Linked DNA regions of Homo sapiens: region 1 is linked to region 2. The links are chromatin contacts, found by Hi-C or POLR2A ChIA-PET in ENCODE. All regions are on one chromosome and are shown on one strand. The core of a region is the stretch at or near the end of the contact, and the rest is flanking DNA. Distances in the headings are between cores, read along the strand shown.

Evidence for each region. Hi-C counts contacts between places; a loop is a spot of excess contacts on that map. ChIA-PET counts read pairs that join two places held with the same protein, here RNA polymerase II (POLR2A). Pooled maps may share reads with other maps.
Region 1: a loop to region 2 is called in a map of OCI-LY7, with 3 times the contacts of the local background. The contact joins the promoter of FRMPD3 here to the promoter of FRMPD3-AS1 in region 2. A Hi-C loop is called at or near these places in 1 of 168 maps with a recorded cell type or tissue (OCI-LY7) and 3 of 50 pooled maps. POLR2A ChIA-PET finds 5 or more read pairs at or near these places in 1 of 52 experiments (OCI-LY7).

What each region holds. Positions count from the first base shown.
Region 1 is chrX:107,447,358-107,453,042 of GRCh38, forward strand. FRMPD3 (FERM and PDZ domain containing 3) reads left to right here and starts at 2,295. Exons shown (of 15, transcript NM_001388459.1): 1 at 2,295-2,648. RefSeq lists enhancers at 1,167-1,667, 3,502-4,416.
Region 2 is chrX:107,543,287-107,548,794 of GRCh38, forward strand. It overlaps FRMPD3-AS1 (FRMPD3 antisense RNA 1), which reads right to left and starts at 2,535. Exons shown (of 2, transcript NR_046750.1): 1 at 2,429-2,535. It overlaps FRMPD3 (FERM and PDZ domain containing 3), which reads left to right. Exons shown (of 15, transcript NM_001388459.1): 5 at 2,451-2,555.

The sequences.
Region 1 (5,685 bases), core at 1,045-3,544, 96 kb before region 2:
CACCCAGGAGCCCTCAGATGTGCATTTGTCCAGTGACACAGTTCCTCTCAATACTCTTTCCTGCTTCACCACCCCTTCTTTATTTTGTTTACCACAAAGCAGCTTGAATGGAGCCTGAGCATGTGCTTTGAGTGAGCCCAGAAAGCAGCAGAGGAGGGCCAATCAGATTCGTGAGAGGCATTTATTTTAGTTCTTAACCCATGAGCTTTATTGTAATAACTGATACAAACCAATTTGTTGGGACCTGTGTTATTAATATTAATAAAGACTGAACTAGGTGAGGCTCAGGAGACCCTGGAGGGGATCCCACCTCCTGAGACACCACCCCAAGAAAATCTGCCAGGGACAGTCTGGCTGGAAATATTATTATTCATACTGGACAGCTGGTTCCTGGCTCCCTCTCCAGTCCCTGGAGATGGGAGGCCAATTCTTCCCTGTTTCTCTTCATCTCTTTCCTTCAGAAGGATTAGAAATAAAGTCTGAGTCACTTTTCTGGCTAGCCTTTTTTTTTTTTTTTTGCACTAGCTCAGTGTGTCTGTGGCCCCACATGTGACTGACTCCATGTGTGTCCCTTTGTGTGTGCTGTGTTCCTCAGAGCATCTTCTCAGGTTGGGCTCTGCCTGTGCATTTGCAGGGAATGTTGTGTGTTTCTCTCCCTGCATGTCTTCACTTTCACTTGTCATCCGCTTTTAATAATTCCATCAGCTTGGTTTACCAGCTTAGGCTACTCCCATCCAGATGCAGGGAATTTCCATCCTTTTTTCAAGGTGGGAAGTGCCAGGAAGAAAGCAAAAGTGTGCTCAGTGGACCGATGGCCAAATCTGCTAGTCAGCTACTCCACTGCTGAGCCCAGCTGTGGGAAGCCACGGAGCCCTGTGCCCGGAGCTCTCCTCTGTATCCTGGAAATTCCGTGCAGCCTAGGAGAACAGCCCTTGTCCCACAATTGCCCCTCAGTAGCCCTCCGGCCTCTTCTGAAGCTTTAACCAAGTGCTTGAAAAGAACCGAAAGTGAGGAAATATTCCAACTAGAATGGATCCCTTTGTGCCAACAGCCTCCTTTAGAGTTCAGGAACACAGAGGAAATCGAGGAGGGCTGACTTTTCACCTTAGAACTCACAAGGCCCAAATGTGCCAATGTTTAACTGTCTCTCCGAGGTGCTTCTGACACCCGGAAATTCACCATGTATTTGGCATCACCAGGAGCTCCTCAACTCCACTGCTTCCTCCTGCTTCTCTCTTCCCTGGCCTTAACTTCACCACCCAGACCCACTGTCCAGCTTCCCAGTCTCTCTGGGTCCCCACTGAGGCTGCCCTTTTTGGGGAAGGAAGAGTGGCCTTTTTTCTTGGCCCTCAAAACTCCTCTGAAGGGGTCTGGAGCCCGCTGGGAGACCAAGAGCTTCTCTTGAATCTCGGCTGCTGCATGTTTAGTATTCACAGCATGTCTCTAAAAAACGTCCTGAGATCATTCATCAGGCACTGTGCTGTGTGCCTAGCTGCTCTCCTTCCGGGTGTGTGTGTGTGGCCAGGACCCTCCCTCCATCTGCTGGTGAACACACATGCACACACACCTTAACCTTTTTCCCTTTTCACCAAACCAATCGCATTTTCTAAGCAGACCTTTGCCAGCTGGCAGATCGCTCCCTTACTGAGGTGGGCTCCTGGCGTTGGGCCTGGGCTCGAAGCCGCTCACACTCCAGTGCTGGGGAGAGGCGCTGAGAGCAGGAGCCCGAGCCGAAACTCAAGGTGCGTGTGGATGTTTGCGATGGTGACCAGGAGGGGAGCTGCAGGGAGGGCATCCCCAGCAGAAGGCGAGCAAACAAGGGGCGAGAAGCAAGGTCAGGGGCCAGGGAACGGAGTCTCCGAAGCAAGCGTTCCTGCTGCCCCTTCTCCGCAGTTCACTCCCCGCCCCCCTTTCCCGGGTTCACTTTGGAAATTGGCTTGCCCTCTCGGCAGCCAGCAGTTCCCGGCAGAGTCCGGCCGTAACGGTCAGATTCAAGAAGTGAGGCAGCGCCAGGCTGGGTGGCTGGGTTGCTGGGTTGTTCTTGGGAGATTCTTTCCCCAATTGTCAATTTTTTGCTTATTTTTAGTAGTGACCCGAGCCAGGAACTGCGCCTTTAAGCCGCTTTCCCATTCGGGGAAATCGACGCCAGCACTCGAGGGTCGGGAGGCGCCGGAGAGGCCCCTCATTCTGCACTCCCCTCTTTCCTCCCCCTCCCCCTCCCCCCGCCCCTTCTCCCCTCCCCTCCTCGGCCGTCCGGCCGCCTCGCCGCCATCCGTCACCTCGCAGCCTGCCGCACTCCTGGAGCGAGAGAGCGACGAGCGAGCCACGGCGATGGTGCCGCCCGCGGCGCAGCCATGAAGCCCGCCCGAGGAGCCCGCGCGCGCTCCTGCCATCCTGCCCGCAGCCCGCCGCCTGCGCGCCAGCTCCCCGCGTCCCGGGCCAGCTGCTGCCGCCCTGCCAACCTCTGCCCGCCCCGCCGCCCGGCGCCACTGAGCCCCAAGCCCATGCCGGGCTCGGGGGCACGGGTGCCCTAGTCCCGCTGCCGCCGCCGCCGCCGCCGCCGCTGCGCCGCCGCTGCCGCGCCGCTGAGGAGGCGGAGGAGGAGGAGGAGGAGGAGGAAGAGGAGGAGGAAGAGGAGGGGGAGGAAGGTAAGAGGCGCGCTGCCTTCAGGGGGGCGCGCCCGCTGTCTCAGCCCAACCGGGGGTGGGTCGCGGCGGGAGCGTTCCGCCCCGGGCCGGCTGGGGGGCGACTGGCGCTTGGGCGCCCCCGGGAGCCGGGGGCAGGGCGGGGGGCGCCGAACGTCTGGCCGCCCGGAGTTTGGGCGGGCGGGGTAACGGCCCGTTGCGTGCCCACTGCCCCGGCGAGTCTCTGGCTTGGCGGGCTCGTTTGGCCTCCGCGGGTGCGGGGTGAGGAGTCGAGCGCAGGGGAGTGCAGCGCGTTCATTATGGAGCCTTTGTGTGCGCGCCTGGGCTGTGGGCACAGTTGGGAGAGCTGGCGAGACGCGGGGCCTGGCTGCTAGGAGGTGGCCACTTAGCCGGGGTGCCCGGCGAAGCCCGAGCCCAGGGGCTGCCAGAAACAGCTGTCTGAAGCATGTGCGTGGTTCCCGGGGCCATGTTCACAAGCGGACACGGAGGCGCACACACACGCACACACAGCCGCACAACATACCCGGCGCTCAGCCACACAGTCAGCCCCATGCAAAGACCACACACACACACACACACACACACACACACACACACACAGAGAGAGAGAGAGAGAGCGCGAGCTACACTTGCCCCCTCCCACCAAGATGCTAATAAAGCTCAAACACATATACAGATACATGCACCTCCCCCTAGCGCTGCTAAAACATGCACACACAAACACACTCCTCTACTCCCCAGCCTAGTGCTTTGGAGGTTGGAGAGTGTGTGTGTGTATGTGAGTGTGTGTGTGTTTTCTCAGAGTGGTCTTGAGAAACTACATGACAACTGCACATTACTGCAGATCCAGTACCTGCTGCTTCCCCCCAATACACACCCAGCAACCCCCCGTCACACGCAGCTACTGTAGACACCTCCACCAGAGCCCTTAAGAACCCCATTCTGGCAAAAAGCGTGCCCAACTCTGGTAGTCATACCCTCCACGCTCGAGCTGTTGGGTTTCCTGCACACACACACCACAGCCCCATACACACACACTGAAACCACTGCAGGGGCAAATGTTTGACACCTTCCCCCAGAAGCAGGTGGCACCTCCACCCTTGCAGCTGCAACTAAAGAGCCCCAGATGACAGCAAACGCCGAATTCTGCTAGACCTGCCCCTCCCCTTGGCATCTTGGTCCAGGTGCAAAACCCTGGAGTCCACCGGGTGGTCTTAGCATCCTGCAGCTCTTACGGAGGGCGGGGCAGTCTCTGGACTCCTGCCTTCGGAGGAACTGCTATAAGCGCAAGGCTCCCTTGGGGGCGCCCTTCTCGAAGTGGAGGGTGGGGGATTCTATGCTGACTCAGAGCGAAGCACCAAGTGAGTTTTCCCAGCTGGAGACCGGGGTAAATGGCGAACTCCACCTGGGCCTAGAGGACCCGGGATAGTGTGCCAGTTCAGCCACAGAGGCCCTCAGCTTGGAGGCCCTGCCCCTCCCTCGCCTTCCTTGCCCATGAAGCTCACTGCAGGAGAAGCAGGGGGAACCCAGCTGCCAGCTTCTTGGGAGCTAAGAGAGGCTTTTCGGGAAGCCTTTGCTGTTTCCGCTGAGCAAAGAGATCTTGCTCTACCCGGGGAGACCTCAACAAGACTTGGCCGTGCCCAAGCAAACATGCCAGCGTCTACCCAATTTCATGGCTTGTTTTTTTGTTTGTTTGTTTTTGTATTTCATGTGAAAGGACTAATTCAACCTTAGCAGCTTGTCATGAAGGCACCCCTGAGGTTAAATAAGGCATAATGTATTGTGGATGGGGGAAACAAGGTTGAGGGGAGCAAGGACTAGTGGGTTTTACTGTTTTAAGTAGAGATGCGGAGTTAGAATGTAGACCGTGGTAAAATCGTGACGGCGATGGCTTCTACGTCAGAGCCCCTTCCCTGCTCCTGCCCCTCCCGTCGGCTGCTCAGGGCTCCTCTGGGTCCTCTCCCCCGCCCCCTTAGATTATTTAGGCGGGGCTTTGCTCACTGCTCGGGCAAATTTGATGACAGAATCCCTGCCAGGCCAAGGTGTTAATAGCTGATAGAGGTTTACTGCTTACACCTCACAGGTAACATTTGCATTTTTAAAGGACACAGAGGAGTGACTCTGTTGGTGGGGCTTTCAGGCACCTGTGGCAGGACTCAGGCAGGAGCAGTTTGTGGACAACCTCATCTGTCTACTCTACTGTCTGTGCCTAGGCCAGAGTTATGGGTGATGTGTGTGTGGGAGTGAGGGTGTCAGAAGGTGAGATGTAATTGTGGAGGGTTTTGAGGCCCACAAAGAGAAGGTTTCAATTGACTTGAGAGGCAATTGGGAGCCACTGCCAGATTCTGAGAAAGGAGGGAATAAGATATAAGCAGGAAAGAAACACTCATTGCTGCATGTGGAGAGAATATCCCCTATCTCTCGCTGGCACCCAACACCACAACCGCCTTGCAGTTGTGGGCTGAAGGCCACCAGGGAGAGGAGACTGGCCAGGGGAGGGTGGCAGCTGCCCCAGGCTTCTGGCCCTGAGGGTTTCCCAGATATGTGAGGCATTCTGCTGAGTGGCCAGACTATTGGCCTGAACTCAGTAAGTGCCCCCTCCAACATAAGCTCGTGATGCTGTTGGTGCTATGGCTTCTTTGGATAGTGCAACAGAGCCTCTACCCCACTGGAGGAGAGGTCTGGGGACTCCTATGAGGCTGCGAGCTGCATTTGGAATGAGTCAGGGGACCCCTCCCTCTTGTAAGTGGTGCAGTCCGAGGGTCTTGAGAAGTGAGCTGTGTGGCCCAGTTGGGGGATTTTGTGACCAACGACATCCTCTAGGAGCAGTAGTAGATTGAAAAAGTGCAACAAGAAAGCCCTGGGATTGCTGATGATAGCAGCAAGCTGGGAAAGGCTTGCTGGAGATGGGGGTGGGGGTGGGTAACAGAGGAGTCTCGGGTGGGATGAGTAGAGGAGAGGAATTGCCCCACCGCAGTAATCCTTACTTCAGCCCTTGGAGGGAGCATGGGTGGATGCAGGACAACGGAAGCACTCTGTA
Region 2 (5,508 bases), core at 1,285-3,784:
CCAGCTGCCTCTCTGAGCATCTCCCCTCTTGCTCCCCCTCCATCACGCCACTCCAGCCACCTTGGCCTTCCTTGCTGTTCTTCATACACCTCAATTCACTTCAGGGCCTTTACTGTAGTTTCTGCCCAGAAGCCTTTCTCCAGATAACCTGGTGGCTGTCTCTCCCTCACTTCCTTAAGTTTCTGCTTAATGTCTCATCCTCAGAGAGGTCTTCCCTGACCATCCTGTCTAAAATAACCTCCCCCAGTGGCCGGGCGCCGTGGCTCATACCTGTATCCCAGCACTTTGGGAGGCCGAAGTGGGTGGATCACTTGAGGTCAGTAGTTCGAGACCAGCCTGGCCAACATGGTGAAACCCCGTCTCTACCAAAAATACAAAAATTAGCTGGGCATGGTGATGCCTGCCTGTAATCCCAGCTACTCGGGAGACTGAGGCAGGGGAATCACTTGAACCGCGGAGACAGAGGTTGCAGTGAGCCGAGATCGCACCACTGCACTCTAGCCTGGGCGACAGAGCAAGACTCCTTCTCAGAAAAAAAAAAAAAAAAAATTAAAAATATAACCCGCACAATCCTACTTGTGGATATATATCCAAGGGAATTGAAATTAGTATGCCAAAGAGCCATCTGCATTCCCATGTTCGTGGCAGCACTATTCACCATAGCCAAGATAGGGAAACAACCTAAGTGTCTGCCATCAACAGATGAATGGATGAAGAAAATGTGGTATAAATACACAGTGGAATACTATTCAGTCTTTAAGAAGAAGTAAATCCTGTCATTTGCTACAACATGGATGAACTTGGAAGACATTATCCTAAGTGAAATAATAATAATAATTATTATAAGCCAGACACAGAAAGACAAATACCACATGATCTCACTTACATGCGGAATCTAAAAAAGTCAAAATCATAGAAGTGGAGCATAGAATGGTGATCACTAGAGGCTAAGGTTGGGAGGGAGTGGGGAGATGCTGTTCAAAGGATACAAAGGCTCAGTTAGACAGGAGGAATAAGTTTTTGAGATCTATTGCACAGCATGATGACTATAGTTAATAATAATGTATTATGTATTTCAAAATTGCTAAAATAATACCCTCACTACTCCCACTCTAACTCACTCATTCTCTTGTGTAGTCCTTTACCCTGCCTTATTTTTCCTCAAAGTCCTTCTTTGCTACCTAAAAGATATTTATCGTCTGTCTATTCCTGCTGGAATGGATGCTCCATGAGGCCAGGGAGTTTTGTCTGTCTTATTCACTGCTCTATCCCTCATCACCTAGAACAGTGTGTGGCATGTAGTAGGCCCTTGCTAAATTTGTCAAAAGAATGAATAAACGCCCCCCCAAAGACAATGAGGATGCCCCTCAGCACGACTCCTGTATTCCTAATTGCTGGGCCTTACAGAGCTCAGCAGGGAGCTAGAATCCAAGGGGCACCCAGGAAAGGCTTAGTTTCCAGTGTTTGCTAATCATGCTTCTGATAAAATTGTGGGAGAGTTTTCAAGAACTAAAAAGCCAGCCAGGCATGGTGGCCTGTAAGCCCAGTACTTTGGGAGGCTGAGGCAGGTGGATCACCTAAGGTCAGGAGTTCAAGACCAGCCTGGCCAACATGGTGAGACCCCATCTCTACTAAAAATACAAAATTAGCTGGGTGTGGTGGCACATGACTGTAATCCCAGCTACTCAGGAGGCAAGGCTGGAGAATCGCTTGAACCCAGGGAGCGGAGGTTGCAGTGAGCCGAGATTGCACCATTGCACTCCAGCCTAGGCGACAAGAGTGAAACTCCGTCTAAAAATAAATAAATAAATACAAGCCTGGCTGATTTTTTGGGCATTTCTTACAGAATTGGATAAACAAAGTGGTGCAGAGCCCAAAACTAGAAAGCCAGAAGACTTGGGTTAAATCTCTCACATCTCTATTCCCCAATAGTGTAGTAACTGTGGATAAATCCTTTTGGAGTGCTAGGTCTCCTTTCTCCCACATCTAAAATAGTATTTATTATGCAACTCCTTCCTAGGGGCAGGACATGTCTGTGAGGTGAACAAGATCATTTCTGTAAATTATTTGGGATGCTTATATTCAGATATAATAATAATAATAAAAAGACACCCTTTAGGTCTATCTCACTGTAAGAAAACCAAATATATAAAAACTCAATGTATGTTATTACTAAAGAACTTTTGCAAACTCCCCTAGGCCTAGAGTATTAATAATGGGGTTCAATCTACCCAAATTCAATTCATGCCCAGCTGTTTCAGAACACACCAATTACATAGGGAAGCATTTAGCACATTGCCTTGCAACTAATAGGTAATTAATATTTGTTTATTGACTCCTTGATCAGTAATGCAAAGTGTACCTGTACTGGGACATCTTAACTCTGACGTGACAAAGGTTAGGCTTTCCCTAGATATGGAGAACTCACCATCTCTCTGTTCTTTTTCCAGTCCCCCAAATCTGCTTTCATCAGTGCTGCGAAGAAGGCCAAGTTGAGGTCCAATCCTGTGAAGGTTCGATTTTCTGAGCAGGTGGCAGTTGGAGAAACAGATGCAGTAAGTGTAGCTTTGGCTCCCTCTCCTCAGCCCCTGGCCATAATCTGCCTGGCTGTCAAGCTCTCGCTCTGGGGCTTCTTATAGTGGACAGCTTTCCGAATGGGTTAGAGTGGGAGCGTCCAGGTGCTGGAGGGGGAAAAGTAGTGAGTGAAGAGGGATACGTGACATCCAGAGAGGCCCCAGGCATTGTGGGGAGAAGGAATATATATTGATTCACTCAAGATCCTTCTGATGCTTAGAGAAATTTCCATCCCTAACACAGTAGCTTACACTCAAAGCAAGTGCTCCATAAACATCTTTTGCTACTTGATAGAAACAGGAAGGAAATAATGGCTTCCTGAAGACTCAGGGAATGAGTGGCTGGTGAAATTGAGCTCTCTTCACATTTAAGTGATCTTGCAACTCCACATCTTGACCAGAAAAGGCCATGCAGTGGTGAGTAAAGTTGCCTAAAGGAAATGATACAGACTCTCATTAAGTCACCAAGTTTTTATTAGGCACCTGCTATGTTCTTAGCACCAGAGGGGAGGCAAAATAAATACCTGTTCCCTGCTACCAGATACCTCTCAGCAATGTTGAGGGGGACAAGAGGTTCAGATTGAGACAATACAAAATCTACTACGGGGTGGTATTGTTTCGAAAGACAGGTAATATTTGACAGCCCATGCCATGCAGCTGCCAATTTGGGGAGTCTTGGCCAGCCACAGTGTTTCTCACTGCTTTGGGAGGTTTACATGCAGTGAACTGTCGGCTCCAGATGTGCAAATGAGAAGAGGCAGGTGAAGAGCAGAAAAGAAGTGTGTTAAGCAGTCATGCATTCTGGCCGAGTCCTTCAGGAATCTGCAGAAGTTAGTGATAACCTGGTGGGGACAGAGGGGATAGCTAGAGCTAACAGGCACTTGTGTGCTTTTGATAGCTGTGATGGGCAGAGCTGTCTGGAGGCCCTTGGCATTTACGTACTGAGGAACAGCCACAGTTGTTGGGAGAAGATAGCAGGCCCAGAGCAGGGAAATCAGCAGGGTGCCAGGCGCTTCTATATTATTTAAGGCAGAATTAGTGAGAAGAAGGTATAGAGGACACAGGTGTCTTCCATCTCCATTTCCCTGACTCTCATTCCCAAACTCAGTCTATGCCCTCCTCCATCTCTGCATGAGGAAGGCTGGCAAACCCAGGGGACTACAGGACCCCACTGGGCAAGCTGTCTGAATAATTGATGGTTGGGATCTGTGTCAATCCTAGAAGAAAAGTTTTAAGAGAAGTGATCATTGATGAGCAGAGGGGAAAAGGAGTAATATGGAGTCCCTGCAAATCAGGGTGAAACAGACCCCGAGGTCCAAGTCACCAGGAGGATATGTGTGTCCTGAATGCTTGAAAACCCAGAGGACGTATGACTTGGATTTGGTAAGTATGAACAGGCTTATCCTATGCCATCTCAACATTGCAGAGTAATCAGTCAAGGGCAGGCCACCCAGTGAAGAACTCCTTCCCTTCCTCCCCACTCCCCTCCCCTCTCTTCTCTTCCTCTCCCTTCTACTTCCCCTTCTCCACTTTCTCCTTCTTCCACCATGATTCCCCTCTCCATACGTCACAGCTAGGTTACAGGCACAGCTAGTCTACAGGCGTAACGATGCCCCCCACTCCAGTCTATTCTGAATGCAAATGCCACAGAGTAGCTAGGACCCACCTAGAGTGACCTCATTCTCTCGGACAGGCCACCAGGCATAGTGTGAGGCTCTTGTCTGGGTGAGAGACAGACATCAATCTTCCAACTCTCACTGCACTCGTGAAATTACCTGGTGTTACAACATCACCCTCCTCCATGCTGCCGCCAGTATGGACCATAGCAGCCTCATCACAGGTCGGGAGCCGGGGGAGTCCAGGCCCAAGTGACTCCAGGCTCTCCTATCAACCCTTTCCTTTCGTGTTCCAAGGCTTTATTAAGCAGCCAGAGCAAAAATAAATCCTGTGGGTGATCCTTGCCAGCTCTATTTTTAAGCAAATTCAATTAAGTAATTATCTGAGTCCAACCCAGTGTGCTAAATAAAACCTGCCACCACTGGGATCCGGGGCCGCTGGGCCTGGCAGGAGCAAGGCATCTCAAGATCAGGGAGGGGACCAGGGAGTCACACTCTTCCAATTTTATATCCCACCACTTCCCACCTTGTTTCCACAGCCAAGCTTGTCTCTTGGCTCCTCACCACCATCAACCATACCCCAACCCAGGAGGATTTGCTTGTTCCTCTTTCCATGCTTTGTCCATGATCCATGACAGTCTCTAGGTCTAGACTGTTCTCATCTGGCTTCTCAAATCATCCACACCCACTGTCTCCTTCAAAATCAAAATCCAATTTGCCTTATCTAGGAAACTTTAGCCATCTTATACCTGTTGGTTTGCTTTGGTTTTATAATGTGTATGTGTGCCAAGTCACTACAACAAGAATTTAAGACTGGATTTAAATCTCCTGTAGCTCTCATAGAGACTTAGCATAGTGTTGGGCATACAGTAGAGGTTCAATGAATGCCCAGTGAATTAAGGAATCTGGTTATCTCTGCAGCTTTTCCATTCCTATAGAACTGATGATGATGTTGGCCCAGGGAAATGGTTGGGATGAGAGTGATCATTCAGTAAGTGCACATCAAGCACCTACTGCCCATTCATTCAGCAGCCATTTATTGCGCACCAAATGTGTGCCAGGAACTTTGTTTAGTGTTGGGACTACAAAGATAAATAGGACATGGTCTTTGTGCTCTCATTTCACCATTTGATTGTGAAAGACAAATATCCTTCAAAAATATGATAAAGGTGAGTTTCGGCAGCATAGTGAGACCCTGTCTCTACAAAAAGTAAAAAATTTAGCTAGGTGTAGTGGCACATGCCTGTAGTCGTAGCTATTTGGGAGGCTGAGGTAGAAGGATCACTTGAGCCCAGGAGTTTGAGGCTGCAGTGAGCTGT